Linked DNA regions of Homo sapiens: region 1 is linked to region 2. The links are chromatin loops, found by intact Hi-C in ENCODE. Cell type or tissue: gastrocnemius medialis. All regions are shown on one strand. Each heading gives the region's core, and the rest is flanking DNA. Links, peaks and the distances in the headings are about the cores only.

The links. Hi-C counts contacts between places; a loop is a spot of excess contacts. Peaks named below come from ENCODE experiments on the same cell type or tissue, not always from the same donor. Only the 100,000 strongest peaks of a DNase experiment are listed, where the experiment ranks them.
Region 1: a loop joins it to region 2, with 7 times the contacts of the local background. A loop is called at or near these places in 6 of 110 quality-filtered maps.

What each region holds. Positions count from the first base shown.
Region 1 is chr16:7,319,249-7,335,554 of GRCh38, reverse strand. All of the region lies in intron 4 of RBFOX1 (RNA binding fox-1 homolog 1), which reads right to left. Among named protein-coding and RNA genes, the nearest start is that of LINC02152, 970 kb to the left of the region's middle. In gastrocnemius medialis, for the core only: no CTCF peak of the experiment used is centred there; DNase peaks (open chromatin) are centred at 2,177, 2,744 and 4,654; H3K4me3 peaks cover 3,390 bases; H3K27ac peaks cover 6,895 bases.
Region 2 is chr16:7,382,353-7,398,658 of GRCh38, reverse strand. The region is part of intron 4 of RBFOX1 (RNA binding fox-1 homolog 1); the gene reads right to left. Among named protein-coding and RNA genes, the nearest start is that of LINC02152, 910 kb to the left of the region's middle. In gastrocnemius medialis, for the core only: a CTCF peak has its summit at 8,644; DNase peaks (open chromatin) are centred at 6,768, 7,468 and 9,397; H3K27ac peaks cover 7,132 bases.

The DNA of each region.
Region 1 (16,306 bases), core at 565-8,564, 60 kb after region 2:
GCTGGTCTGAATTTTCAAAATGACTCTTGAAAATATGAAAAGGGAGCACTCTGCCACAAAATCTCTTGAGGTTGGAAAGACCTTGAAAAGTAATCTCCAACTATAATACAACAATCCTTCCAAGTGGACACTATGAACTCTGTTTCAACATCTCCAGTCACAGAGAAATTACTCCCAGTGATGGAGTACACATGGTTTATTTTGGCTCATTTTAACATCTTGCCAATGACATATTTAGGTGGTGATAGAACCTTAATTCCCTAGAGGAAATACTTTGCCTCCTGAGTGAGGAAGAAACCCATAAGGTCAAGAAACTAGTGAGCAAGTGGAGTCTGCAGCAATGCAGGACAGCTGGCAGCAGAAACATCGGCTCAGAGCTGAGCATCTGTGAGTGATACAGTTTTTTCTCCCTTTGCACTGCCCTTTCTCCCCTTGCAAATATTACTGCACTGGGGTGATTTTAGCTACTTGATGCCAAAGGGTAAATAACATGGGCTGTCTCAGCAAACCATAAGTAAAGCCAGTTTCTCTCTGTGTGTTAGCTTTCCAGTGCATTCCACAGCAGTGAGAAAGAAAGGAGATAACACATATCACAGCAGCTGGTCTAGAGGCTCCTCACTAAACTGCTCTCCTAACTTATGGGTAACTAGTTACCAGAGGTGTCGCTTGGAAAAACACAGTATGATCAGGCTAAGATTTACAAGTAAGACCACTTGTTCTTTCCAAAAATAACTGGCTATGTTTCTCAAATGCTCTGCAAAGGAGGAAGAAATAGGGCCTCCCCAATTTCTCAGCTGGCCCTTGCATCTTCTCATCTATCACTGGGGTAATACGTCCAGAGTGGCATTTCGTAATGACAGCAACATTCCAACAAATCGATAGTTATTTAATTCCCAACAAGCTCTGGAGTCCATTAAACCTGATTACATTCACCCATTTCAGTGGGTGCCGTTATTTTTCCTACACCGGCACTTAATCTATAACAGGAACTTATGAGAACTTTCAAAAGCAATTTCAGCATCAATCAGCATAGAGTGAAGGCCACGATTTGCCTGTAATTATTTATCAGATGGGTCGGCAGAGGGTCTGACAAAGCTCCAACAGCCGACCTTCACCCCACGTTTCCAGTAGCAGCAACAGGCCTGTTAACTTTCTAAGTTGCCACTGAGCCCTACTTCAGAAATGGCAACCTTATCATACCGGCCTGTGTATACCAGGGAAGACGCAACAAGTTCCACGCTGCAAAGGACCGTTCTCCAGATGACCCATTTGTTTATAACAGGTAATACAGAGAAAAGCTTCCAAACAGAGGAACGGCCATAAATCCAGAAAGAGAGAATGTTTTGTTGTGACTTGGAATCACCCCCAGATGACTCTAATCACCCAGGTTCGTACACTTAACAAAAGGTAACAGCAAAGTTCAGAAGAGGTAGGGGGAAAAGTGACCAGAATGGTTCCCAGAAATTGTAATTAATGAGCTAGGGTATCATATAGTTTTTAACTATGAGGGGCTGGAGGGGACAGAGGGAGGCACAGGAGTAAAGGTGAAAGGACGTACCTAAATATATTTTGTTTTCCTTTTCTGTAGAAAGGAGATACAGAATTTATTGCAAAGGGATGATTATACTCAAAAAACTAATTATAACAACAAAAAGCCACCTTGGATTTCTATGATCTGTGGGTTCTATCGCTAGTAGATGTTAGCTTTCAACGGAGAACTTCAGACATAAACGCGGAAGGCAATACCTGCTTGCAAAGAAAACCTTATGATGAGGGGGAAAAAAAAAGGTCCCCAATTGTTTATTGGTAGATTAATCCTCTCTGCACAGAATTAAAAGACTTCAAAGTAAAACCAGCACACATATCAACCCTCCACTTTCTTGCCATCATTAAGATGTACACATCTGGCAAGGGATTCCTAGAATAATCTCTGAGCTTCATAAATTACCCATCAATAGAGTGTTCCTTCTTGCCTCAGTGCCACCACTCAAATTCAGGTGGGGAGAGCCTTCTCTGAAAATAGACAATCCGTGTGGAGGCGTCCTATGAATTAATGCATATTTCATGCTCCTTTCATTTCCTGGGTTAAAGCTCTTAACTGAGTCACCTCATGATAAGTTACTTTGTCTCATGATCTGCTCTGGGAGACTGAGTCCCTCAGAAAGCTGAGAAGGAGAGCAAATCCTTTGCCCCGTGGTCAACCTCCTGAAGCTAAGACATGAATGTTAAATAGCAGTCAGATCAATACAAGCAAATATAGCTCAACTACACCATTTATTCAGCCATGAGAGATGTCGATAGCTAGATTAGGGTGATCCATCTTTTTGATTTCCTACTGTCTTCTCACTGACTACGCGAGGGCTTTTTCCTGTATTAAAAGTGTTTGCTTTCTCAACCATAAAAATTCCAATTATTACTCTGAGCACTCTGGAGTTAAGTTGCTGGCTGGCAGAGGCCTTGAATTACCTGAATCAGTCCAGGAAGGTAAGGAGCTGCCGGTACAATCATAGGCACGCCATAAGGATGCAGGAGAACTCCTTGAGACGCCAGCATGCTTTACGTAGAGTTATTATTCCCTCTGAAGCTCAACACATCAATGGAGAGTTAGGGGGAAATCTATAGACCCAACTTCTTCCGAACTACAAAGCTGGGAGCCAAATCCCTTCTGTCAGGAGCCAAGCACTCATCAACGCCGGGAGAGGAAAGAAAGAAAATCCGCATCAGCAACTCTTAATGTGAAAGTTTTCTTCCCAGACGACGAAGAGACACAGCAGCTGCAAAGTTGAAGCTACCAAAATGGAAGGTGCTATTTTGGGAACAGCTTGCCTAACATGACTAACCAAATACTCTTCATTAATTTAGTTCTCAGAGAGAGAGAGAGACAGAGAGAGAGACCAAGAGACCAAGTGACAGAGGGAACCAGGCTATGAGATATAAGCTCATCCTACTGAATTTGGCCAAAAGAGCAAGGGATGGGGTCTACATGGGATTTTTAGGGAAAAATAAACTGAGAAATGTAAATTAATGTGATTATCGCCTCCGAGTTAAAATTCAAATCCAGCAGGTTAATGTGGGCAACGTTTGGCACTGATAGAAAAAAAATAAGAAGATATTCAGTCTAGTTTTCCTCCCGCTCTCTCTCTGATTTCAAATTTAAAGTGGCAATTTGTAAATAAGATAAAACTACCAGCCAGCTTGTATTTGCACAATGTGTGCTACGCAGAGAGACAGAGTTAAATTATTTACACGTGTTATGTAATTTCATTCTCACAACAAGTCTCTGAAGTCAGTACTATTATCAGTCCCATATAACAAATGGGAAACAGGGCTGATACTAGTTAAATGGTTTGCTCATGGTCACATAGCTCGTACAAGGCAGTGCGAAGCTACAAACACATTCCAGAGCCCGATTCCTAACCACAACACTGTTTTCACTGCTGTATTTCAGTCTGTAATAACATTTTCTATGCCTTTTATTTTGTGTTTTTAACGACATTCTTTATTTTGAGCTTTCATCTGTGATATATTAATATGCAATACATTAACAAGAGATGTCTTCTTGTTCTCAGAGTTTCAAGGCATAGCTAACAAGCACCAAAACTATGGATAAAAAATACATTCAAGCACAGATTTGAAATCTTTCTGGTGTTTGAAAATACCCAAGCAATCATTTGGGATATGTTACATAGGAGCAGATAAATTCCTAGGGGATGACATGAATTGGAATTAATTCCAATTGAATTAATATATTAATTAATATAATTGGAATTATACTGACTTGGGTGTCAGTATAATCACTAGCTGTGTGATCTTGAACAAGTTACTTAGCCTCTCTGAACCCTGTTCACTCATTTGGAAAACTGAGATAATAATAGTCCCTACTTCAAAAGGCTGTGTTATCATTAAATGAAGTCCTAGAACCATAACATGATGTGTGCAGTACCGGCAGCTATTAGCCACTTTTATCATGTATTCCCTGTTTTCCTGATGATTGGTACAGACACATCTTTGGTTTCAGATTGAAGGCTTTGACCTGAGACTGAAGGCTCAGATAACAATCAAATTGTCAGTCTTCTAATCTTCTTATTAGAAAGACATGTGGGTGTGTGTAGTTCCACAATTTTGAAAGCAATAATATGAAGTTCTGATGAAGTGAATCCACTCAAATAATGCCCAAGTCCCAGGAATCACTGAAAATCACCTTCAAAATGAAACATTCACTGGCCACATTCCACTGCTCACTCTAAACAGGACACTTGATATAGATTTTGTTGAAACTGGGAGAGAGCTTCAAACACCGCCAAACATATCCAACTATTGGCGTTTTCTAAATCCAAATGTCAATTCCTCCACTTTCAGATAGCCAAGGTGTTTTTACACTACACTAATTTTAGTTGCTTGATTTAGCTGCATAATTGCATTTCTAGATAACGACGGCGGACAGGGTTTGGCAGAGAATTCAATTATTTAAGGCTGAATTTTGGCCATCTTGACAAGGTTTCTCTGTAATTGATTCTCATGCATCAAAGTGGCCACGTTGTACAATTCAAAAAGCTCCCATAACAGCTGCGCACTGACCCCTCTTACTCAACAGCCCGATACTGTTTCTAACTTTAGCTTTTGACGATGACTTTCAACACCACATTTCTGAGAAGTTACCGGGGAGGACAGAAGCATCACTGTGAGACGGACGTGTCTCTCCCGTCTGCTTTCCTTTAGCAATCAACAGGAGGGGAGAGCTCTTACTTACTTAGGTAAGGCCTGTGTCAGATCAAATTGTCTCTTTAGTGTTGTAAAATAGAAAGACCACTGGACCAGAAGGCAGGAGACTTAATTCCATCATTCAGGCAACAAATTTACAGCTTTAGACTCTTAGTTTCCTGAGCATAGAAGAGAGGTAACTATATCCCCTTACTCTTAATCAAGAATGCTTCAATAAGCAAACTTGAGGAAGAGGTAGCTGGAAACTGCAGAGAAGATAGTGATCCATTGTATTTATGTAACTTTCTCTCTCTCTCTCTCTCTCTCTACACACACACACACAAACACACACACACACACACACACACACACACACACACAGAGCTCTCCATATTCTGGGGTTCCACATCCATAGATTCAACCAACCTCAGATCATCTAAAACAGAAAAAAAAAAAAAAAAAAAACCTCTGCACCTGCACTGAACATATACAGACTGTTTGTTCTTGTCATTATTTCCTAAACAATAGAGTATAACAATGATTTACACAGCATTTACATTGTATTAGGCTTCAGAAGTAATCTAAAGACGATTTAATATGTATACGGGAAGATGTGCATAGGTTATATGCAAATCCTAGGCCATTTTATATCAGGGACTGAGCATCTGCAGATTTTGGTATCTGAGGGGAGGTCCTGGAACCAATCTCCCACCATATTGAGGGATGACTGTATATATAATGGCATTTCAGGCCATGACAAATTGGATATATCATGCTGGTCACATCAGATTATATTATAATGTTATACTTTACTGTACCTTTTCTATGTTTAGATACAATCACCTACAGTATTCAGTACAAGATTGCCTGACCAGTTTCTCAGAACATACCCAGTGCCAAATGTTAAGGGACACGTGACTGTGTGTATATATGCTTATATATAAAAGAATCTGCTGATTTTAGTAGGATAGAAATAAGAGATATATTACATACAGGATAGAGATATATAGTTATACCTTGTGCCGGGGATATTTTCTGTTTTCTTCTTAAGAACGCCATGATACAATAACCTTTTGCTGTTCTTGAGTTACAAATATCTTCCTTATCTTGTGTGAAAATAAGGGCTGTCCCTCCCACCTCCAGTCGCGATCACCATTACTCATACATTCTCTGATTCTGATTTTGTATTTATATATTATTGTCCTGTATGATTGCGGTACTTATGTTTTTGAAGTTGTATTGACTTCGTCCTCGTTCAAAACCTTCCACTAATCATAAAGCCTGTAAATAAATAACAACTACTAAACAAAACCTCTTTTTCTTAACATAGGTTCTGCTCTCCCAAATGGGAAGCACCTAGTATTGCTGAGCTGTGATTCTTCCTTCTTGGAGCCTCCTCTAGAAGGTCGACACTATGTCGTGTGTCTTTCCATTCCCCAGTGGCAGTGCACATGGTTCATGGCAAATGTCGGGCTACTCAACATCTATTATGTGGTATTACGCTCACGGTGTAATGCAGGAACTTTAAATAGTGGAAGAAACAGCAAGGTGAAAGGAGAGTGGGGCAGTTCTGGTAGTGGCTAAGAAACAGGCAGATCCCTGAAACATACGGAAGTCAAATAAAGAGCCGTGTATTGCCATCTGCTCTGCCCATCACGGGCAGGGAATGGTAAATGTTTTTCTGTAAACACTCAGATAATAAATATTTTAGGTGTTGCAGAACTTACAATCTCTGCTGCAACTGCTCAAAATTCTGCTGTTGTAGCGTGAAAAAGCATCCGTTGACAATACACCAAAGAAGGATTGTGGCCATGTTCCTGTAATACTGTATTTACTAAATTCCTATCATTTTTACAGGTCACAAAATATTATTCTTTTTTTAAAAAAAGTTTCCAGCCAGTTATAAATGCAAACACCATTCTTACCTCGAAGATTATACAAAAACAGGCAATGGTCCAGGTTGGGCTCACAGCCCATGGTTTGCTAACCCTTAATCTAGGGTATGTATTTTATCCAAGAAGTCAGACTTCAAGACAATGGCAAATACTCGCTCCTTTGCTGTTCCTTTCTGCTTCCCCACTATCTTCTTCTCTCTCCTAATGCTTCCTTGGTGCCAGTTCTGCTCATTTTCCCTGTGCCAGAGATTTCCATCAAGGATTTTGCTTTTTCTTAGCCAGGCTTTGATAGTTCAATCTCATCCCTCCACCTAAAAAAAAAAAAAAAAAATTCTTCCATCTATCTCCACCTTCCATGATGACATTTCCTTCTTAGGTATTAACTCCTCTTTTCCTGTTCTAGATAAAGGCATTTTAGCTCTGGCTGTCAGATACTGCATCTCCCTTCCCAGGTCTTCTTTTTTTTTTTTTTTTTTTTTTTGAGACAGAGTCTCGCTCTGTCCCAGGCTAGAGTGCAATGGCATGATCTCAGCTCACTGCAACCTCTGCCACCCGAATTCAAGCTAGTCTTCTGCTTCAGCCTGCCGAGTAGCTGGGATTACAGGGATCCGCCACCACACCTGCCTAATTTTTGTATTTTTAGTAGAGACAGGGTTTCACCACGTTGGCCAGGATTGTCTTGAACTCCTGACCTCATGATCTACCTGCCGCAGCCTCCCAAAGTGCTGGGATTACAGGCATGAGCCACCGCGCCCAGAACCTCCTTTCCCAGATCTTAACAGCTAACATAAGCTGGGCACAGTGGTGCACACCTGAGTCTCCGCCACTCTGGAGGCTGAGGCAGCAGGATCACTTGAGCCCAGGAGTTTGACACCAGACTAACAAAGAGAGCCAACATAAGTGACTGGCCCTTCTGAGTGGTAGCCTCTCAAAGTTTAGACGTCAATGAAAGAGAAGGAAGAAACAGAAGTGTTGGCTGTGTCTGGAAGATGAGAGACAGGGGGTATCTAGAGAAGACCAACTCCTGCCTCATGGATTCTGTCGGTCAACATCGCAACCTGCAGCCGTGGGGACCAAGTCCAGTCCACAGAAGGGGATGATGATGATCATGATAATGATTTGTCTGCACAGTGTAAAAAAAAAAAGGTAATATTGTTTAATGGGGGCATCTCATATAAAATCTAGATTTATGCTATCTCTTGAAACACTGGAAGATCTAGGCATGTTGAGCCACATTTCTTTGTACCAATAATCATATCTGCGAAAAAGCTGCCTCTCCCACAGGTCAGGAGCTCACTGTAGGATCAACCCAACCATTCTTTGCTTTCTAAAAAGCTATCTAAAAAGAAGCTGTCAGTTGCCATTTGTTGACTATCAAAACAGAACAAAACAAAATGCATAAAACAGAGTGTTTCCCTGATCCTATCATCACATTTCTTATCTTTTGGATATTGACAATGTTTATTTCAAAATACAGATTTGTGCAGATTATGTAATTACTCACACAATCACTCACTTTGTTTCCAGACAAAAGTGGGTAATGGAAAATTTCCTACAGCATCTGAGGCCCTTCATAATATTCCTCACTTTACCCTGTCCAAATTCATCCTCCGATACAAATTTTCCGTTTTTCTACAGATCACTCTTTTCTTCAAACCACACTGGCAAATTATCTTTGCCAAATACCTCTGTGAATCCACTTTTCCATTTAAACTTGCCTGCTATGCAGAAATACCCTTCCTTCCTCTCTTCCTTTCTTCCTTTTAGATCAATCTTGTTGGCCTAAGTCAAATGTTCCATGACAGCTTCTGCAAAGTTGTCCCTGCCACCCAAGACAGAACTAAGTGCACCATCACCTTTGTCCGAAAGTCATTTCAGCATTGTGTTTGGTTCAGAGACTGCCCACACCATATCATGACTCTTTTAATAGTGATCACACTTTTGAGAAGGCAGATTGGCTCAAATAAGGAAGTATGCCATTTCTTCTTGCTCACCCAATGACTAAAATGTCCACTAGCAAATGAAGTTTTCCCAAATCCTTCCAGAAATGACTGACTGAAAAAGTGTGAGGAAGGTGGAGGGGCTGCCAGGGGCCCCCAGACCACTGAGAGCTACCTATGTTTCCAAGGTCATCACAAGTGACCTGAGGGCATCACAACAGTAGGAAAAGCCTGCGTTTCAAAGTTGGAGAGGCTGGGTTTGGATCTGGGGGATCTGGGCTCTGTCGCCCTTTTATGTTTCTGATTAAGGACGATATACTCATCCTTGAGCCCTACTCCCATCAGGGCTAAGATGGTACAAAACACCTGTACCCTCTCATAAATGCATTACAGCAGTGAAATGACATGCTGAAGGTGGGTGTTCCTGGTGCTTGGAAGGCATCCAGAAAGTGCTAGTTAATTTTAATTCATTCTTCAGAATGTTTTCAATGCACCCATTCAAAATTGTTTTTTCATCTCTCTGCTCATCATGGCAGCTCTGTCTGTCTTCAGTGCCCCACCAACACCCCATACAGATGTTGCTGTTCGAGCTTCCATTCTATTATCCCCCCAGTAAAACTGCTTATATATACATCCCATCCTTCCACAAGCAGTCATATGCCAGGTCTTCCCAGCACTACCTCCTGCTCCAATCCCAGCACTCGTGATCTATGGGGCTGAGATTCTGAAACATCAGCAGTGATTTGCCCTGGGATGGTAAAGGCCTAGCTGGCATTATCACACAGGTGTGCTTCCATTCTATCCCCTCCACCACCTCCTCAATCCCTGTGTTTGCCTGCCATTCACCCAGGACTGGGCACAGAGTAGTTGCTCAATAAGTATTTGAGAATGATCTGTTACCTGTGGGATGAGACAGAGGCGCAGGGAGTCCAAGTGACTTGTCCAAGGTTAAACAACAGAATGTGTGCCTGGTCAGTTACCAAGAGTCAGGTTTCCCTACATGCCTGTAATACCTGCTGAGTCATCAAGAATGATGACACTAGGGTATCAGCTTGAACCAGAACTGAGAAATGACACTCACTGCCAGACATGCACTCAAACTCCATCCAGCGTAGGTGAGAAGAGAACATGGAAAAGCATTACCTAGCATGGACCGCAAGAAAAATTCCCTGAGATGCTACATAATATTTAGAATACCAAGGACTAACAAATGAATTCCCAGTGAAGGAGAGGATGGCTACAAAAGGGTTGTCAATGTGACACCCAAGTCACAACCGCATCAAATTATCAAGATGGGAATATAGGAAAAGCTTCCATAGACTGTGGACAGGATACACCAGACCATCAACCAACCTCTCTCCAGATTACAACCACCCCCATTGGAAATCTCAGTGGAGGACTAATCTAGCAAAAAAAGACACCCGGAGAAGAGAAGTCACATCTCCCCACTTAGAGACTGCTTTCAGTTAGTGTATGCAAATGAGCCGTTCCATGGGAAGTTCTTATGAGAATGACAAGTATGTACTAAGCATATGTTATTCTTGTGGCATTACATTCTCTCACCTCCTGGCAACTTCTTACCATGCCTGGCTCCCTTGTTGCAAGCACCATAGTATAGTAGTTAAGAGCTCACATTAAACCACATAGACCACATTAAAAGCCCAGTTCCTACCAGTTATCAGCTGTGTGTTCCCGTGCACATCACTTAACCTCTCTGTGCCTCAGATTTATTATCTGCGAAATAAGAATATCACGAGTAGCCATAACACATGGAGTGGTCCAGAGATTTAAATAAGTACAGTATACTGCAGTGTTTAGCTCAGAGGCTCATAGCAAACACTCAGTAAATGGCTGTTGATAGTTGTCATAGTGACAACAGAATTAGCAGCTGGTTGGAGGATCAAGCCAGGGATATCAAAACTCTTCCTCCCTTCAACCGCTAATTGCTCAAATGAAAGCGTGCTAACAAATGCAACTTGTGAAGTGCCTTCTTGTTGAAGAGCTTACCTCCTTCTTCTATGTCCCAAACAAAAAACTAAGACCCAGGAATTAACAAAGGATAGGTATATGGCTTCTGTAAATGGAAAATGCAATTTTTGAAACCAAAACAGTAAAAAGGATATCAAGTTCAATTTATGGTTTTTAGGGATGATGAAGATGGTACCTTTAAATCAGAAGTAACTTAAAGAATCCAGGACCCTGGGTTACTCTAACCAGCAGTACTAACCACATCTCTAAAAATGGTTATGGAGATGCACAAAGAAAATTCCAGTAGGTTTTGTAAGTGAGGAGCCTGCTGATAGTCATTACAAACTCAAATCCCCAGTGGTTCAGGCAGCACCATGCTCCTCTTGGTTCATTAAGCGCTTCCTGACCTGATTCTCCTCTGAAAGCCAGACTGACTGGCTGAATGAGCAAATCTAAGAATATCAACCCTGCACATCATCTCTGCTGAGATCAACAATGCCTCAGGAACCGACCTCTGACCTGTCTGGGGATGAATGACAACTGGGTTTGAGAATTTGTTGACCTTGCTTGAGGCAAACAAATACCCCCTGAGGCCTCTCAGAAGGGGGGAGGATGCAGCTACTCCGCTGGACTTTTCTTTGTGCACTCTCTACATCTTCTGCCTTCTGTGCTCCAGGACCCTACAGGAGCTGGACACAGAGGCCACTCCTAACAGCACAGGTCTCCAGGACTGGTAAATGAGGATTTTTGTACTAATTCCATTCAGTTGCTGAACTGGCTGAACCACCTGAGCTTTCTGCCTATTATTTTCTCTTTAGAAGCTAAGTGTGCTGGACTGGCATCTTGCAAGGCATACTTTGCATGGATAGAAGGCTCATCAGATGGCTCATTGTAAAAAGGACACCACGGACAAATGAGTTGGAGAAATTCAGCTTGCCCTGTCTTCCTCTTGGGAATTCATGATGACTATTAGCATATAAAAGCACCTGAGAAGTCCTGTAAAGAAGAAAACAAAACAAAACAAAACAAAACAAAAAACTGCTGGATCTTGTTTGATCCAGACTTTCCAAAACTGATTTGATGACCAACACACCATCCATCCATCCACCCACTCATCATCCACCCATCCGTCTACCCACCCATCCACTCATCATTCATTTTGCTATCTATTGGATTATCTGCTTTTTGAGAATTATGTATCAGACCTGTGCTAGGCTTTTGGCTTCTTCTCTTCTTCATTCCTTCCTCCTACATCTTCATCTTCTTCATCATCACTAACAGAGTCACTACCACTTATTCAATGCTTACTATGTGCCAGACACAGTACTCATTTCATTGTATCTGTTATCTCAGTTTATCCCCTCTTCATTCCTATGAAGTAGAGTCTGTTCCATCTAGTACATTAGTAACAAGAACACTGAGACCATGAGAGGGGAAGTGAATTGGCCAAGGCCGTAGAGTTAGTCAAACACAGAGCTATCCCCATGAACTGAGAGGCTACAAAACTACAAAACTCCCTTGTGCTCAATACTATAAGAAGGCTTTCTTTTTTTTGAATGCGATATGGATTAATATACTCTGAGAAATGGTGGCCTGGGTTTTTAGAAAATTATTTTATTTATTTATTGAGACAGGGTCTCACTCTGTCACCCAGGCTGGAAGGCAGTGGCATGATCATAGCTCACTGCAGCCTCCGACTCCTGGGCTCAAACAATCCTCCTGCCTCAGACTCCTGAAAACCTGGGACTACAGGTGCATACCAGCACGTCTGGCAATTTTTAAACTTTTTTTCAGAGATGGGGGTCTCGCTGTGTTGCCAGGCGGGTCTGGTACTCCTGGGATCAAGTGATCCTCCCAACTCAGCCTCCCAAAGTCCTGGCATTACAGGCATGAGCCATGTGCCCAGTCTTAGCTTGGACATTTTAACTCAATCTGAGTGGTTTCTTCATCTCCTTTACTCTCCACCCCTTAGTCAATCTCAACCATCCCAACAGTCCTTAGAGGTAAAGGAATACAAATCCAAAGAGCAGAGAGAGGAGGAGAAGACTTTGATGGCTGGAGAAGAGCTGACCTACACCACCCACCACTGAGTCTTCAGGAAGTGGGGAAATGCCTCCCAAGCAAGAGAAAGTCAGAGGTACATGGAAATGGGCTAATCACCAGGGAACACCAGGAAAGAATAACCACTGGAGGAGAAAACAGAAGGGGAAGGAACGCAGGAGGAGGACAGATAAAGAGATTATTAGGTTGCCCTTTTTTTGTGAAGCTGAGGCATCATCTCCACCTCAAGGGCTGATTTCTCCTTGGCTTTTTCCCATACCATTGAGCCTCTTCTAAGGGTGAAACTGCGGTTCCTCAATCTTATTTTTGAGGCATGAACCACTCTGAAATTGGACCACTCTGAATTGTGCCCTCATCCCAGAAAACTGCGCATGTAACTCCCCAAATATTCCCCATCATTGTAGAGAGTTGATGGCTCTTGTGAAATTCACCAAAGGACTCCAGAGGAGCTTCTGACTGTCCATCAGATTTCCAAGTAGGTAGCAAGATGTGCTGTACTTTCTACTAAGGGCAGGCATGCGCAAAGTCAAAATCCCTTAAGGCGGGCTCATATTAACAGCTTGGATGGCTGTTTTCACGTGAAATCACGTTGACGTGTTTACTAGCACTGTGACTTTGACGCTATGAACCTGCCAGTCAGCATTCACCACAGCTTGGCAGGGGGCAGGTTTTCAAGGTGGCAAGAAGGTCAAACAACATGGGGCAGGTGCTAAGGCACCCCATATTGTAAAAGCAAGTCTGTGCTTAAGAAGTGCAAAACACATCTTTCATTCCCTTGTCCGATAACTAGCAGTCATCTCAGAACAGGAGATGGCTTCTCTCTGCTGAAGCTTTTTTCTCCAGCTTCAGACCAGGGGAAAAAATATGTTATCAGACCAATGAATGGGTATTAGCCATCACTGGGAACCCACCAAATACAGCACTGGAGGAGAAAAGGAGGTAGCAGATAAAACTGTGTTTTCAGAGACTATACAGCCTAGTTTTGCAGACAAGACAGAGATGTGAGGGACCCAGAACCAAGCTGTGCCAAGCTGTGCAGCTGAACCTCTCATTGGAGAGGATTAGCCAAGGGGCTGACTGCTGCAAGATGGTCTCTCTGCGATGTCATGGCCAGGCAGCTGGTGGCAACAGAGAGCCTCTGACAGGTGGGATTTTCAACTCCCCAGATTAGCAGTGTCCTTGTGGGACACCCTGGGGACATCAAAAGAGGAACCACTCTGAGTGACCTCATTTCCTTTCTGGCTCTTACATGACAATCTATTTTAAAATATTTTAAAATAAACTATATATGCCATTTATTATTTGCCAAACATCTTCTAACTCCTTTGTATATTAACTCACTTAATCTTCACAACTATCCTATAAGGTAAATCCTATGACTATCTTCATATTACTGTGAGGAAAACAAGACACAGAGTGGTCAAGTAACTTGCCCAAAATCACACAGCTTGTGAAGGGTAAATCTGGCCCCATACATAATCCCATGTTATGCTGCCTTTCCACGTATTTCATGTTTGTTTGTTTTTTGAAAACATATTTCTCTGGGACAGGTATGGTGGCTCACACCTGTAATCCCAGCACTTTGGGAGGCCGAGGAGGGTGTATCACTTGAGGTCAGGAGTTCAAGAACAGCCTGACCAACATGGTGAAAGCCTGTCTCTATAAAAAACACAAAAAATTAGCCGGGTATGGTGGCACACACCTGTAATCCCAGCTACTTAGGAGGCTGATGCAGGACAATCGCTTTAACCCAGGAGCCAGAGGTTGCAGTGAGATGAGATCGCACCACTGCACTCCAGCCTGGGCAGCAGAGCAAAACACCATCTCGCCGTCTCAAAAAACAAACAATATAAGTATAAGTATATGTATATGTATATGTATATGTATATGTATATGTATATGTATATGTATACGTATAGATAGACAGATAGATAGATAATTTCTCTGGTCTCCAGTTTACTAATAAAAAGTACTTATTTTTATCGTAATAGCAATGTATCATATTGATCAGGAACTCAGCTATTGAAGCCATAAGAAGTTTGGGTCCAAATTTGGGCTCTGAAAATCCCTGGCTGTTTTTCCCTGGGCAAGTTACTTAAACTTTCTGAACCTCAATTAATTCCCTTATAAATTTGGGGCAATAACACTCCCCTTACAGGGTTGTTGTGCGGTTGCTCTAAGTAATATAACCACATACTTAAAATATTCTTTGGGCTTGCACCCATTTGTAAGTGTTTGAGCTTTATTCATGGTGTTTCTTACAATCACATCTGTTTATATCTCAATTAGAGTGCTGAGCGTTTAAATGATGATTCACTTACTACCGACTGACCTTCAATTATCCCAGTTTCATGAATCAACAAATCCCCATTTTTGCTTAAGCAAGTTTGATTTGGGTAGCTGTCCATTAAAACTAATAGATTCTGGACTAGTACAAAAGTGGTTGTAAGATTAGTGCATACAGCACTAATCACAATAGCAAAGACATGGAATCAACACAAATGCCCATCAAAGATAGACTGGATAAAGAAAATGTGGTACATACCCACCATGGAATACTATGCAGCCATAAAAAAGGATGAGATCATGTCTTTTGCAGGGACATGGATGGAGCTGGAAGCCATTAACCTGAGTAAACTAACACAAGAACAGAAAACCAGACACTCCATGTTCTCACTCACAAGTGGGAGCTGAACAATGAGAACACATGGATACAGGGAGGGAAACAACACACACTGGGGCCTGTAGGGGGTGGTGGGGGAAGGGAGAGCATCAGGATAAATAGCTGATGAACATGGGGCTTAATACCTAGCTGATGGGTTGATGGGTGCAGACAACCACCATGGCACACGTTTACCTATGTGATAAACCTGCACATCCTGCACATGTATCCTGCAACTTACAATAAAATTAATTTTTTTAAGAAAAGGTAACTTTCAAAAAAACAGATTAATGCATACATACACGTACACTTGCATAAAAGGCAGTCCTAGAAGATATGTTCTGCTTAATTTTTTAACAAACCCTTTCCTAGGTCTCACTATGTGCCAAACACAATTCTAAGCACTCCAACACTTTGACTCATCCAGTCTTTTAACAAGTCCATGGTATTGGTACTCATAATAGCCCCATTCTACAAATGAGGATATTAGAACTCAGAGGCCTTACATCATTCATGGCAACTTGAGCAGGGAGGGCCGGCAGTCAAAGCCACACCTGCCCGATCCCAAATCCTACTTCCTTTCCTCTGCCTGCTTCACATGACCAAGGATGTTGATGTAATTGCTAAGTAAGGAACCCTGGAAATCTACTAAGGAGCTGGCACCAACACTCAGGTGCCCACATTCTAAATCTCGCCTCGATGCTGAAATCTCTTCTGAGGCCCAGGAAAAGCATGGTGGGTGGTGAACAAGAATTCCAAAATATCCTTCCAGAGAAATCCCACTGCTGCAGAGCCATGCCAAACAGATTGTACAGTCTCCAAACTATATTCAGACCCAGACATACAAACACTGACCTGAAATCAACCTACCACCCTCCACGTCTTCTTTTTAAATAATGTTTGGCAGACAAGAATTGTTTGCCTCTTCTACAAATGCTTGTAAACTTATTGAGCTGGTTAGGCACTAATTTTTCTACACGCCCACCTATCATAGGTCTGGACTCAACATGTCAGCATTCCATTAAATATTTACCACATTCATTTACATCTCCCCCAACAATATTGAATAGAGCTCAACG
Region 2 (16,306 bases), core at 4,045-12,044:
CAAAATTGCCTCTCTGGCAGTCTCCTGAGAGAATAATTTCTTGCCTAGAAATGTTAGAGAGATTGAAGGTGGCATTTGTCACACTGGGGATCAAACAACTAACATCTGGGTAAGCGACTGAATTTGCAAGATCTGTTCTGTTTTCTGGGTTCTCCAGATAATTCAACCACTGATGCCTATCACCAAGTTAATATAAGAATAGCAATAATCATAGCCACCATATATTGAGATTCTTTAACACTGTAGACATTAACAAAATCTTACATCTTCAGCCTCATCTTCAAATTTTCTGTAACACTGAGATAGTTCTCTGTCCCCATCTTACAGATGAAGAAAGTGAGGTCCAGCAAACTTAAGCATCCTGTAAGTGTCACCCAGAGGGAAAGAAAAACATAAGATTCAACCCTATGCTCCTGCCACTGTGATAAGCTGTCAGGCAATGATACTGATGCTTTAAGCATAAGCGTCTGAGGCATCTCCTACCAATGCTTGTTTGAAATGGGTCCAAAAGAGGCATTTCCTTCTTCCATGTGGAATCCTAGTGTTGCAAATTCTTTATCAATTACTCATGAACAACCCAGGAAATAGAGCAACTGGGGGAGGTTAAATCACCAAACAGTTGCTCTGAGGATATCGCTTAATCCACTAACGGCCGTAAGGGAAGAAGCTTAGATGTCTTGGTGGTTTATAACATAAAGCTTGCATTGTTCACTGAGCCGAGAAATTTAAGAGCCAAGTAGGGCCTAAAAAATCAGGTAGTTTCATCTGTTTTACAGATGAGAAAACTAAGGTTCCAATAGACTAAGAGGTTTATTCAGAGTTCCACAGCTTGGGACGTGGACAAGACTTGAACCCAGAACTCTTTAACACCTGTGTTCATACCACCGTAAATCTATTACTTAAACTCTAAGAGCCAAAACTAAGAGTGAATACACATGTCAAAATCATTCCAGAGGGCGAGGACAGTCTTCCTATGTAAATATCACTTTGCTTCTGAATCATGTGTCATCAAGTTCTTCAGAGTCCCAACGCTTGTGATGTTACATTGAAAAGTATTGATTTTAGTGTCCTTCCATTCAGTTCTGACTCTTTGGTACTGACTTTCAAAGTTCAGAAAAAAACTGGAGGCTCTGAGACCCTCTGTCACCAGTGGGTTCTTTTCATTTTTATGTGGATCTATGTTTCTACTCATCTCAGGAAGACTTAGTATGCCCCCTATGTGACAAGTATGAGGAATTAACTCAACTGGAGACCTGGTGCTCCTATAAGCCAACGTTCATAGACTGGTGTCCTACAGTCTGCAGATAAGTGGTCCTGAAAAGTCACTTGCAAAGTGAATAGCATGTTAAATATCTTGTGATTTCAATTACATTTTAAATACACCCCAGATTTAAACACAATACACACAATTCTATCTTACTAAAGTCTTCACTTCGAAATCTCTTCCTGTTACTACACTCAGCACCAGAGATAGAAGATAAAGATGGTAACATTTTGGTAAAAGATCTTACAATTCAGTGCACTTTTAATTAAAGAGATCATGATCACTCATGCACTGAAAAAAATAGTTTTCATTTTTCATGTGCTAAGTTTTCTTTAAGCAAGTTAGACCTCACGTTCTCCTAAAGCTCACATGAATGTGTAGGCTATGTGTTTCCAATACTTCATTTGTCCACTGCTACCTTCCTGCTATGTTTCTTTTTTTCTTTTATTTTTCTTTTTGACAGTCTCACCCTATAGCCCAGGCCGGAGTGCAGTGGCATCTTCTAGGCTCACTGCAACCTCTGTCTCCTGGGTTTAAGTGATTCCCATGCCTCAGCCTCCAGAGTAGCTGGGATTACAGGAGCACACCACCAAACCTGGCTAATTGATTGTATTTTTAGTAGAGATGCAGTTTCATAGTGTTGGCAAGGCTGTTCTTGAACTTCTGACCTCAAGTGATCCACCCACCTCAGCCTCCCAAAGTGCTGGGATTACAGGTGTAAGTCACCACTCTCAGCCCACCTGCTGTGTTTTGAGAAGTGTTGTCCTTATTTCCATTGACAGAACCAAGGAAAGGTACAAACTGAGCTTAAAGTAACGTTAAGTCCAGAATGAGAACTCAGCACGTGAGGTCCGCAGAGTATTAAGCTACTCTGAGTGACTGTGTCCTGAGCATCCACTTATGAATCAGGACGTGTAGGGAAGCGCAGAAATGGCAATAAAAACCTTCAGGGTGGGAGTCTGTGAAAAGATGCCCTGAGTCATCCAGGGAGAAAAACAGAAGAATAAAATGCATAGCTCTGAAATTGTTCTCATTACATTTGAATCCGCTTGTAACTGAGGTATGCCCGTTTACACTGTTGCTCAGGGGCCACAGTTTGTGAGTGTCATCTTCTGTCCAAAGGCAAGAAGGAGCAGCCGGTGTAGACAGGTAGACAGTTGTACTGCCACAGCCTTGCTCTTGGAGACACAGCAGAGGGTTGCTAACTCCAGGGAAAAGAAGGCACTGTCTTCTTCCTCTCGTCCTCCTTCCGCCCTGGTTATTGGCAAAAGAACAGCCCTCAATCCCCTCCCCTGACACTTACAAGCTGAGAGCACCCTGGGGAATCCAGAACCCACCATTCATGAATTCAGTGTCCCAGAAAGAGCCTCCTCTCCATCAAGAGAAAGCTCCCCTCCTTGCCAAGCCCTGCCGATAGATGCTCCCAACACATAATTATCTTAATTTAGGTGTGTATTTTGCGACAATATTTTGGATAACCCTGGCACTTACTCTTCTCTATTACAAACATTTATGTAACCATGCCAGTCAATTAATCTGAAGGATGTGGCAAAGAGACGGGAAAATTTCACCCGCAGGAAACAAAAATCTAGTCTTTGAGGGTAAATATGTACGCCAAAATTCATAACTTATTGCAGATTGCTATTGATATTTCAGAAATGTATTTGTCCCTTGGACATATTCATAGAGCATTTGCAAGTCTATAGACACATCTATTTAATAACTGTACTGCATAAGTCTTCCATGCTACATATACATGAGAACCTGCAAACACCCCCTCAATCCCCACAACAAAGGTAATAAGCTTTTGTCTCGCCTTGTTTTCTGCTTTAAGCATTCCCCTTAATGAGCTCTGCTTCTTTGTAACTCAAGAGATTTAGTATTCCGTCCAACAAAACAATTTATTGCCCAAAATGTTCTTACTGCAGATAAAATCTTAGCTTCCCCAATACTTCTGGCTCCACAGTTAATACCCTAATGTTTCATTTACAGCTGAACAAAGCGGCTTATCTCCACTAAAAGGGGAATTAGTAGTAAGAAATAATTTCAATCATCTGCTGAGTTTCTAAGTAAAGTGATGACTTCTGCATTCTCCCTTCTATCTGATGACAGGTGTGTTGGGGGCTCCCAGTAAAAAGAGCAATTCTGTCACCTAAGCTTTGTAATTTGAACAATGCATCTACATAGATCAGGCAAGAGTTAGGTCTTGGCTGTCAGGGAAAAAAAAAAAAAATCCACACTTGGAAATATGCTGTAGTCAGCAGTTCTTAGCTACAGATTGGATACTAACTCAAGAGAAAAAAAAATTGGTTTGAATCAACAAATGGCTCTATTTATCCCCCTAGTCTGCGGCAAACTTATTATACACCTACAAACACACAACCACAGCCCATTACATTTCCTCAGCACGTACACAGGCTCACACAGTACCATGATGGGTATATATTCTCACATGCGTGCATAACAGCCTTATTTATGTATGCACAGACATGAAGGCTGCAGGGGACGGCAAGGAGGGTGGGAAGAGAGGATCGTGGAAGTAGACGGATTGAAAAACAATAAGGCAGAGGAATCCTGGATGAGTCTGCAGCAGCGATCTGATCATTTATACCAGGAAAAAAGAGTGACTTGCCTGGATGAGAATTACAAAGGAGAATTCAAACTGCTGTTATTCATGCCTCAACCGGGGCACATGAAACCCTGGCGTGGTCTCCGAAACTGCCTGATCAGTAAACTGAAAAGGGAGGTGGTGATCGAGAATCCAGACACTGTAGTGGCACCCGTTGGAGGTACAGTAGAGAGGCTATGACCCTGGACCCCAAGAGGAATGGATAAATGGAAACGCAAGAAGATGGGAAGTACAGGTTGGTTTCACTGCCTATGCATCTAAAGGTGTGGGGGTTTGACTCTTGTGTCAACCCTTTCGAGGTTTCCTTAATAAAATCCTGTTCCCCATATGGCCATTAGGGGAGGTAAGCAAGAGATTCAGGCTGAAGACTAAGGAGACAGAAGGGACTGGGTAAAATTGGAACTACTCAGAAAATACAAGCAGAGGTCATTATTTATACAGCAATCCCTCTAATTTCAGATTTTTTTCTCATTCTATGACTATTTTTTATTTCTTTCTCTCTTTTTTTTTTTTTTTTTTTTTTTTTTTTTGATGCGGAGTCTTGCTCTGTTGCCCAGGCTAGAGTGCAGTAGCACGATCTTGGCTCACTACAACCTCTGCCTCCTGGGTTCAAGCAATTCTCCTGCCTCAGCCTCCAGAGTAGCTAGGATTACAGGCACGCACCAGGACACCCGGCTAATTTTGGTATTTTTCGTAGAGATGGGGTTTCACCATTGTGGCCAGGATGGTCTCCAACTCCTGACCTCAGGTGATCTGCCCACCTTGGACTCCCAAAGGGCTAGGATTACAGGTGTGAGCCACCACACCAGGCCATTCTATGACTCCTTAAAGCTGGTGCCTCAGCCATCCTCCCTAGCTTGATGAACCATCTTCCTGCTGACGTGGGTGTTTGCAGCTAACTGCTGACAACCTGAATTCTTCTCTGAATGTTTGGACTTGGCTGGCATGATTCACCTTAGCCAGAGATGCCTGGAGTAAAGGTGGAGGTAAGGGGTAAGGCGGCTACCACCCCTTCCTGGGGGACACCTTGTGGCCAAAGACAGATGGATGAAACGGGGTGGGGATAAGACTCAGTGAAATAATCCTTGGCACAATGAATAATCCAGATCTTCTTACAAGATCAGGCTGAGGCTATGTTTCCCCCTGAAACCATACCTTCCTCTGCCTTATCCTGATTCATTACCACCACCCCCTATAGCATTGTCCAGAGAGCATTCCTTCAATTCACCACTTGCACCCATCTCAGGCATGGCATTATCCCTAGGAAATCTGACCTAAGACAGATGGGGTAGGAAAATTATATAGAAACTATATAAAAAGTGTGCTCCTATAAGTGTGTACTTGAGTGTAATATTATAGTTGGGTTTTTCATACAGTGAAGATACCAAAGAAAACTTGTGGATTGACATCCAGAGGTGAGCAAGAAGTGACGAGCATCTTGCCAATCAAGTACCCCATCTTCCCAGACACAAACTTAAGGATTAAGGTCTGAAGTGAGATCCTGCATGGGCCATAGCTCTTCCATCAGGCATTTCCTGTCAGATCTCAGAACCATTGACTATATGCAAGGAGCAATAAAAATCAAGACACCAGGTGGGGTGCGGTGGCTCACACCTGTAATCCCACCACTTTAGGAGGCTGAGGCAGGCAGATCACCTGAGGTCAGGAGTTCCAGACCAGCCTGGCCAACATGGTGAAACCCTGTCTCTACTAGAAATGCAAAAATTAGCCAGGTGTGGTGGCATGGGCCTGTAGTCCCAGCTATACGGGAGGCTGAAGCAGGAAAATCACTGGAACCTGGGAGGCGGAGGTTGCAGTGAGCCGAGATCATGCCACTGCACTCCAGCTTGGGGGACACAGCAAGACTCTGTCTCAAAACAAACAAACAAACAAACAAACAAACAAACAAACCAAACCAAACCAAAACAACAAAAAACCAAGACACCAAAGAGAGTCAAAACAATCCACGGACTGAGGACATCCCTACAGTAATTATGCAAACCCTTAGATTCAGCAATGACCAATAGCCAAAACCACTCCTGAAGTTTTCAGTTTCTTAACATAATCAGAATTCCTTGTGCTTATGCTACTATGACTTGGGCTTTATCACCTACTCAGCTTAACCTATAGGGGATTAGGAGAAAGTGGCTCTGACTCTAGCCCAAGAAGAAGGAGGGGCCATCACAAACCCACAGGAGGTAAATAAATATGAACATGCCTGCCTTCTTTCTTCCTTGACCCTAAATATCTCCCATTCAAGTCACTGGTTTTGGTAGGACCATAAAGAGTGCCTGGGTTTTACAATTTTATTTGATAACTGCTTGTGGAGTACCTACTAGGAGCCAGACACTTTTTGATGACCAAGGCATTTCCTCAAGTAGCTATTACTCCTGAGTGGAGGAAACAGGCCATTGTCCAAATGCAAACATATATTCATTATAATTTTGGGACGTGATCTGGAGGGAAATGCAAGGTGCTATACAAGGGGACTACAGGGGAAAGTTGTCCAACCTAGAGGATTCAGGGAGGGAGGGCTTCCATGAAAAAGGGACATGTAGGCAGAGGTCTGAAAATGATTATGAAAATGCAATGTTTGAAGAGGCAGAATAAAACATTTTTGATGGAGGAAAAGCGTGTACAGAATCTGCAAGGGAGAAGTGGGTGTGCAACTTTCAAACACTGAAAATAATTCTGGCCTGGCTTAAGTATTGTGGTGGCAAATGAGCAAAGCATGAAATGAGATTGCAAAAGGCAGGAGGGGAAGGAAGACAGAGAGAGCTTGTATTCTAAGGGCAGCAAGTAATCAGTGACAGTTTAGGCTGCGATGGAGTGCATAAGGTAAACTAACGCAAGTTGATATCCTTGTCCCTTACCTCAGGAATCTCAGCCTACGTAAAAGAATCAGTGTCTGGACAGGCTGGTTGTGTAACCCATTCATTCATTCATTCATTTCTCCATCCATCCACCGACTCACTCTTCCTTTTAGTCACTGTTAAAAGCCTACTGTATAAAAGGCACATATGCTGAGGATGCGTAGGAAGAAAAAACACATTTGGTCCTCATCTGCATGGCCTTTACAGTCTTTTGGGGGAAGAGTATCATAAACCAAATCATTACATAAAAAGTTGTAAAACTGAAATGATGATGCAAGCTACAAATGAAGGTACTGAAGTTATAAAGTGATACAGTAAAGGTACTTAACCAAGTCAGTGAGGTCAAGGAAGTTTTAATTTTGTGAACGGGACAAGGAAACTGGTCCAAAAGCACACATGGGTGTTAGCTATGCAAGAAAGGGAGGAAAGAAGTCCAGATGTGGAGAAAATCATAGCAGAGCTCTTGCGGTGAGAAACGAAGAGCAGAGGGAGGCAGGTACCCAGCTACCCCTATAATTGGTATCCTTGGAGATCTTGGGACGCGAAACTTCTTTCCTCTACCTCCATGAGGGCCCTTCTTTTACAAACCAGGGCACATGCCCAAAAACTCTCTTAGAGGGACATCAGCAAATGCTATTCTAAAAAGAGACTGGCCTAGAAAATCCACCCCATGGGATTAACACCAAGGTGGGACGGAGGTGGGGCCAGTCACGTGCAGGGGGCAGTGTCTGGACATGCTGCCTATCTAAAACCTTCCAGTGGATTAACTGTCACATATTCAGTGCAAAAGGTCAGTTAAGGATAAGAGCTATGTTCTTAAGGACTAGGAGCAGAAGGAACAGGCACAACAAGGCTTACCAATGAGCCTCCAAAAAGCACGAGGGTCAGCAAGGAAGACCCCACACCCTCCAGGAAACTCCCTGTTCCAAGCCACACAAGCAAAACAGGCAGTAAAAAAAATCCTTCTCCCTGGATCTTTTTTTATTCCATAATTGTAATTTTTCTACATTCCCAACTCTCCATATCCCCAGGGCGTACAAATCACAGCAAACAACTCGATTGTTGGAATCTGTCCTCCCTTAAGCACATTCATATTCTTATAAATGGAAAGAAAATAGTCTCTTTCTGTCCTATTGAAAAAAACAAATCTCTAAATGCATTGTCAGTTCTTATAACCACTAATTCCTCTGTAAAGAGACAGCATATTGATTCTTTTCATCAAAAATCACCAAATTTATAAATTCACCATCCCTCACACAATCCGAAAATGATCTATGCTCAGGTGTTAATGCGAAATATAGCACCTTATACTTGCATAATCTCTGCGATGTGCAAAGATGCTTTAGGTGCATTTTCTCATTCAGTCTTTACAATTTTGTGAAGAAGGTATTCTTTTGAACAGATGATATGGCAAGGCTTTGAGAGGTTAGAAGATGTGAGTAAGGTCCCTGCAACTGAAACTTAAACCCAAGTCTTCTGACTCCAAGTATCGAAATCTCATAGTTAAGAACATGAGTTTGGGTGTCTCTCAGATTTGGATCAAGTCCTACTTATTATAATGTATTCTCTCTATTGTTATGGGAAAATTGGTTTACCTTTCTAGACCCCTGATATGGTTTGGCTGTGTGTCCCTCCCCAAATCTCATGTCCAGCTGTAGTTCTCAGTGTTGGAGGAGGGGTCTGGTGCGAGATGACAGAATAATGGGAGCAAACATCCCCCTTGCTGTTCTTTTGATAGAGTTTTCACAAGAGCTGTTTGTTTGAAAGTATGTAGCCCCTCTCCCTTCTCGCTCTGTTTTTCTGTCTTCCTCTCTCCTGCTGGCCATGTGAGGATGTGCTTGCTTCGTTTTCACCTTCTGCCATGATTATAAGTTTCCTGAGGCCTCCCCAGAAGCAGAGCCTGTACAACCCACAGAACTGTGAGCCAATTAAACCTCTTTCCTTTATAAATTACCCAGACTCAGGTATCTCTTTATAACAGTATGAGAATGGACTACTACAACCCCCATCTTCTTATTTGGAAAACAGCAGTGGACTCATGGATTTTGCAGGGTGCCATAAAGATTGTATGCATATCAAGCCTTAAGCATACTAGAAGGAACATTCTATATACTCAAGAAATTTTAACCACCAATATTATTATTGGTGTTGTTGCTGAATTATAATACCATGGCCTAACCAAGACTGCTGTTGTACATACTGTAAACTCCAGCCAGATTGTCTTCTGAATTTCTCTGTAGGGTCCCAACATATCTGGATGACAATTATGCTTATTATTGTTTTTAGGTAGTGTTTTGCCTTACCATAGGATTTGGCTAAAGCAAGTCATTCTGTAAGGATCTTCCAGAGTTGTTCGCAAGATTAAGCAATGATATCTTTGGTCCTGGAGTCCAGAACAAAGATCAAGAATCAGGCTTCAGGGGAAGCAAGCACACCCCAATCAACATTTCATTAAATAGTTACATCTGGCTGGGCACTGTGGCTCATGCCTGTAATCCAAGTGCTTTGGGAGGCTGAGGTGGGAGGACTACCTGAGCCCAGGGGTTTAAGACCAGCCTGGGCTACATGGCAAGACCTCGTCTCTACCAAAAATACTAAAATTAGCTGGGCGTGGTGACACACACCTGTGCTGCCAGCTATTCAGGAGGCTGAGGTACAGGATCATCTAAGCCTGGAGAGATCAAAGCTGCCATGAGCTGTGATCACACCACTGCATTCCAGCCTGGGTGACACAGTGAGACTCTGCCTCCAAAAATAAAAATAAAAATAAAAAGGAACAAAGAAATAGACCAACTTGTAATTTATTAAAGAATGGTGCTGCACTGAACATATTACATATGGCCATACCCCCAATTCATTCAGGCTCTCCAAAGAACTTGTATCACACTTTAAAAAAATGTTTTAAGCACTTACTCTGTATTAGGCACTCTATTAAGCTCTGCGTACATGCTTTCCTTGACTTATGATATGGTTATGTCCCTATAAACTCATCGTGAGTTGAAAATATTCTATCAAAATTGCATTCCATACACCTAACCTACTGAACATCATAGCTTTGTCTTCTCTACCTTAAAGAAGCTCAAAACACTTATATTAGCCTACATTTGGACAAACTCATCTAACACAAAGCTAATTTTATAATAGTATTGAATATCTCGTGGAATTCATTGAATACCATACCAAATGTGAAAAAACAGAAAGGTTTCACGTCATTCATAATGTCAAAAAAAAAAAAAAAAAAAAAAAAAGTAAGTGAAACCACTTTTAAGTTGGGGACTGCCTGGATGTGTATTATCTCATGTTGTCCTCCCTAGAACCATATGAGGTAAGGGTTGTTATCTTTCTTTTACAGTTGAGGGGGCTTAAGCTCAGGGAAGGGGATGAAACAAGTTATCCCGGGCAGAGAGATGATAAAAAGGAGGAGTAGAATTTAAATCCATATTTGTTGTATCCCAAAGCCCATATATTGCACACTTCACTCTACAGATTTTAAATTATACACCCCAGCAATAGTTATGTTCAGACAGTATTCATCAGCTGAAAATAATTTTCATGCATCTCATTGCCACTTGTATTCAGGAATTTCCCCAGAAAGCAATGCAAGTTTCTTCTGAGGATTTTCCCGAACACATCATGGATACCGAGTGCTGCATCCATCACACCAACCTTGTGTGTCTGTAGAACTCTGCCAAGAAGGAAAGGCTTAATCTTTTCTAGCTCCATGCAATCTGAGATCAGTTTCCTGCTATTTTCGATTATGCAAACACAATAAACACTGATTATGTTTATATGATCTTGATCAAAGGCAAAAGAAACAATTTTTTGGATGCCTTTAAATTAAAAAAAAAGCAAAACAAAAAAAAGGATATTTTGTTTTGTTTTGTTTGCTTTGCTCTTTTTCCCCCCACAATAGCTGAACAAGAGAGCCATTAAGCTCTGGGATGCTTTGACCCTTCCAACAATGGCGTAAAATAAAGGCGAAAGTGGAAAATCAAAGACAGCACAAAAACAAAGCTCAAGAAATTAGCACATTAAAATAATCAAAGAATTCCAGAGACGTTTTAAACTGATGGCGAAGCCCTACACGTACGGAGCTTTCTCCAGCATTCAAAAGATGAGGGGCTTTGCTGTTCATGGGATTGTGGGGAGGCCTGGAGTTGACGCAGGATGTGTACCATGATGGCCCACAGCTGCCACCGACACCACTCCTAATGGCACCCTGAGCCAAAGACCTTCCAGTTTCACCTTTCTTCCAAACACACAGCGGCTTTTGCAATGCTTGACCATACATTCGAAGAACCTCTCTGAAGGCGTATGGATTTATTTCACAGTTTGAGATCAATGTGCCACTCTCTTCTTGCCAGCAAATGTGCAATTTTGATAAGAAACGAGACCCAGGGAGATACAATCCTGACAGCTATTGTACATCTATGCATTTGGAAGACAGGGGTATATGAATGAATATCATGTCAGTACGATCCAGTGACTGACGGCCTCAATTCTGGACTTAGAGAATCCACATCCTCTCTTTATCAGCTGTGTGAAATTAATCAAATACCTGGGTCTCAGTTTTCTTATCTATAAAATGAGGATAAAAATAGAACATAGCTCATAGAATTTATTACTAATCCTATACTAATTTAGCAAGATAATGCATGGTAGGTACTTTGCACAATGGTTGGTGTGTGGCAAGCACTCAAAAAACTGCCTGTTTCAGCAACCTACAGAATGGGACAAAATTTTTACCATCTATTCATCTGACAAAGGGCTAATATCCAGAATCTACAAATACATTAAACAAATTTACAAGAAAAAAACAACCCCATCAAAAAGTGGGCAAAGGATATGAACAGACACTTCTCAAGAGAAGACATTTATGCAGCCAACAAACATATGAATAAATGCTCTTTATCACTGGTCATTAGAGAAATGCAAATCAAAACCACAATGAGATAACATCTCATGGCAGTCAGAATGGAGATCATTAAAAAGTCAGAAAACAACAGATGCTGGAGAGGATGTGGAGAAATAGGAACACTTTTACACTGTTGGTAGGAGTGTAAATTAGTTCAACCATTGTGGAAGACAGTGTGGCGATTCCTCAAGGATATAGAACTAGAAATACCATTAGACCCAGCAATCCCATTACTGGATATATACCCAAAGGATTATAAATCATGCTACTATAAAGATACATGCACACGTATGATTACTGTGGCACTGTTCACAATAAAAAAGACTTGGAACCAACCCAAATGCCCATCAATGATAAAGACTGAATAAAGAAAATGTGGCACATATACACCATGGAATACTATGCAGCCATAAAAAAACATGAGATCATGTCCTTTGCAGGGACATGGATGAAGGTGGAAACCATCATTCTCATCAAACTAACACAAGAACAGAAAATCAAACGCCACATGTTCTCATAAGTGGGAGGTGAACAATGAGAATACATGGACACAGGGAGGGGAACATCACACACTGGGGCCTGTTGGGGGGTGGGGGCTGGGGGGTATAGCTTTAGGAGAAATATCTAATGTAGATGACGGGGTGATGGGTGCAGCAACCACCATGGCACATGTATAGCTATGTAACAAACCTGCACATTCTGCACATGTACTCCAGAACTGAAAGTATCATAAAGGACCAGTACTTCAAGCACTTTAGTGAGAAGGAAAGAACTTGGGGGATGCAGATACCCGCTTTGCCCTACATCTGATATCTCTGAGGCTGTTGGGATCTCAAACCCAAGAGTCCTCACCATGCCTTGTTTAGCGTGTGGCAAAACCTTAAAAGCTGGCTGGGCATGGTGGCTCACACCTGCAATCCCAGCACTTTGGGAGGCTGAGCCGTGTGGTTCACGAGGTCAGGAGTTCGAGACCAGCCTGGCCAACATGGTGAAACTCCGTCTCTACTAAAAATAAAAAATAAATAAATAAATAAATAAATAAATAAATAAATAAATAAGTAACTGGGCATGGTGGCATGTGCCTGTAATCCCACCTACTCAGAGGCTGAAGCAGAAAAACTGCTTGAACCCAGGAGGCGGAGGTTGCAGTGAGCCGAGGTCGCACCACTGCACTCCAGCCTGGGTGACACAGCGAGACTCTATCTCGAAAAAAACCAAAAACCTTAAAAGCTAAAAGTCTCACATGTACAATAATAACCACCATGACAAACCCACCTCTTGAGATGTCATCTGCCAGTTGCATCCCTGTGTAGAAATCAAAACCAGGTACAGGTTTTGAAAACAAGTTTCAACGCCCAAATGAGATGACCACCACCTAATCTATCTTCCATCTTGGCAAATAACCATGGCCTTTCACATTTCTGCTAGAACTTCTGCAAGCTCACTCCTGCTCTTCCCACTCACTACTTTCTATTTGAGATACCTCCATTACTTTCCATGGCACCATTCACCCAAGCCCCGACCTCTCCATCCTGGAATCATTTTAATTCACTCCCTTCACCTCCACTGGGTTTTCCCAGATCTGCCTGTTAATTTTCTACAACGGTACTTCCATTTCCTTCACCTTCCATTTCAGAACCACCTTCCAGTTCAAACCACTATGACCCCTTGCCTGGACTCCCAGACAGCTTCCTAACTGCTCTCCTGCCTTCTTCTCCTGGGCCCCACTGGTCTATGTTTCACGTGGCAAGCAGTCATCTTTGTGAAATGCAAATCTCTGCATCCGTAATTCATATAAAACTTATATTCATTATCGTGGTTAACAAAATCCTGTATGACCTGGCCTTTGCCCAATTCTCAGACCTCTCTGGTGCCCCTCTCTCTATTTTCCAGGGATCTGTTCATCTTTCAAAAATTCCAAGGTCCTCTCCTCTTAGGGTATTTTCCTGGAATGTTCTTTCTCTCTGCCTTGGCATGATTTGCCATTGCGAGCTCAGCTTAAATGTCAACTTACCTCTTCATAGGAGCCTTTCTAGAGCTCCCCACCACTCTCTGTTTTAATTATCTGACTTGCACCTGTCACTAACCATATATTAATTTACACAGTTATTTATTGTTTGCCTCCTTTCAACTAGAATATAAGCTCTATGCCAGCAGCATTTTGTTCACACTCTATACCACTGAATACCCAGCGGCTGAGAAGGGTTGGCATTCAATAAATATTTGTTGAGTGAATGAGAGACTCATCCTGACTTACATCTCTATTTCGTGCAAGTCTAAGTCTAGGTTGTCATTACAGGATGGTCTTATTTACCTTATATTCTCTCCACTAATTCCAAAGTTGGCATGGCCTGCAAAGCTGTTCACTCCATGACCCCTCTCCCTCCTATTTCCCCATGGGAAAAATAAAGCCCAGATGGATAGATAAATGATACTGCCCAAGATTCTGTAGCCAGAGTAACAGAAATGTCATTCAAACTCAGCTATGTTTGGCATGAAAACCCACTGCAATAAGCAGCTCTTCAATATCAGCTCCAAGCCTAAATTCAAGAACCAAAATACCAGGAGAGCCATGTTTTTGTAATGGTATAAATATAAAGGTGCCTGTTGCACCTGAGCTATATATTCCTCGTTTTTCATATTGAAATTTTCAGCAGCAACACTAAATGACTGTCCCCTTTTCCCTGCTTTTCATATTCATACATATATATTTCATATATAAGTTTCATACTCCTTGCTTTTCATATTCATATATATATTTCATATATGTTTCATATATATTTCATATATGTTTCATATATATATGAAAAGCACAGATAAGCATACATATCTCTCCCGTAAATATAAGAAGAACATATGTATATATGTTTTCTCACTATTTATACTGATGTTTCTCATACTTGGGATACTTTTTTTTTTTTTTTGAGATGGAGTCTCACTCTGTTGCCCAGGCTGGGGTGCAACGGCACGATCTCTGCTCACTGCAACCTCCACCTACTGGGTTCAAGTGATTCTCCTGCCTCAGCCTCCCAAGTAGCTGGGACTACAGGCACATGCCACCATGCCCAGCTAATTTTTTGTATTTTTAGTAGATGGTATTTCACCATGTTAGCCAGGATAGTCTCGATCTTCTGACCTTGTGATCTGCCCGCCTCGGCCTCCCAAAGTACGGGGATTACAGGCTTGAGCCACCTCGCCAGGCCATACTTGGGATACTTTAACATACTTTGTATGATGTAACTTGGATCTGAATACCCTTTGAATAGGCGTTTAATATACAGAATGGGAACTTAAGGCAATTCTGGAATAATATTGCATCTTATTTTTAAATTTATCATGAAGGTGTCATATTCTCAGCTCTCAAATATGAAATGGTTTTCAACATGGAGAATGGGAAATGGATAATAAGGAGGTCAATATGTCAGGAAAGTATTTCCTGATGTTCACTGGGAACTCAAAAGATGAATTCCAAGTTTCATTAATTCAGCTGGCACCTTGGCCCTGGCTAGCCTAAAACTCAGATAATTCAAGAGATTATTTCAATGTGAAGACTCCATGACCTCAAACACTTAAAACAATGTCACTAACATATTTGCCATCTGCTTTTTTTGTTTTTGCCTCCACTGGGGAGCCTAATTTTGTCCAAGCAGAGAAGTTATATTATAAAATGCGTGCCTAGTGTTGTTGCATTTTACGTTTTTTTTTTTTTTAATTTTTATGGGTACGTAGTAGGTGTGTATGTTTATGGGATACATGAGATGTTTTGATACAGGCATGCCATGAGAAATAAGCACATCATGGACAACGGGATAAACAAGAATTTCCCATTCTTGAATGAAGCACAGAACAAGACTGTACCATGAACACCTGCTAGAATCAGAATCTAAGATCAACTGGATATTGCATTTTTTTTTCTTTAGATACCAAAGAAAATTCTCTACTCTTTAGGCATTTTCTGGCCTTGCTTACCATATGTCAAGTTTAATGAACAGCTCATTGGCTAGATGTTCCTTCTTTTCTCTTCAATGTGGAACCCTTTACAGGGAGATGTCTAAAGGCAAATATCTAAACTAAACATACTTGATGTAGGCAGCTTACAGCTCCTCAATTTAATTGCATTACACGATTATAAGTAGGGAGCAATTTACTCTGAAGTGGTACTTAGGCATTATTCCTCTTGGCTTCTCCATGAAGCACTTGGGATAAATTTCTATTTAATGTATGCTGGCTTTGGAACGTACATACAAATAGCGGGATGTGTATTAACGTTTTAATTAGGTGACTATCCTCTGTTAGAAAATGAATCCAGGATGGACACAGATTTTAATTCCTTTTAACTATGAAAAACACTGTTCTTGCCATCTTGCGCATTAATCAGTCTCTTAAAATGTGTATCTTCACTGGCTTACAGCAAGAAAATGGAATCAATTCGGTGAGTTATGCCATTTCCTCTGCTGCACTATCTTTGTAACACTGTCAGTATTTAATAAGCGCTAACAAGAAACCAAGTACTTTCATTTAATTAAAGCCATATATCATGTTTAATAATTAGTCATAATCAAGGTGAATGATTATCTAGAAAAGATATGAAAAATATACATTCCAGAGCAGCTTAAAGTCACATT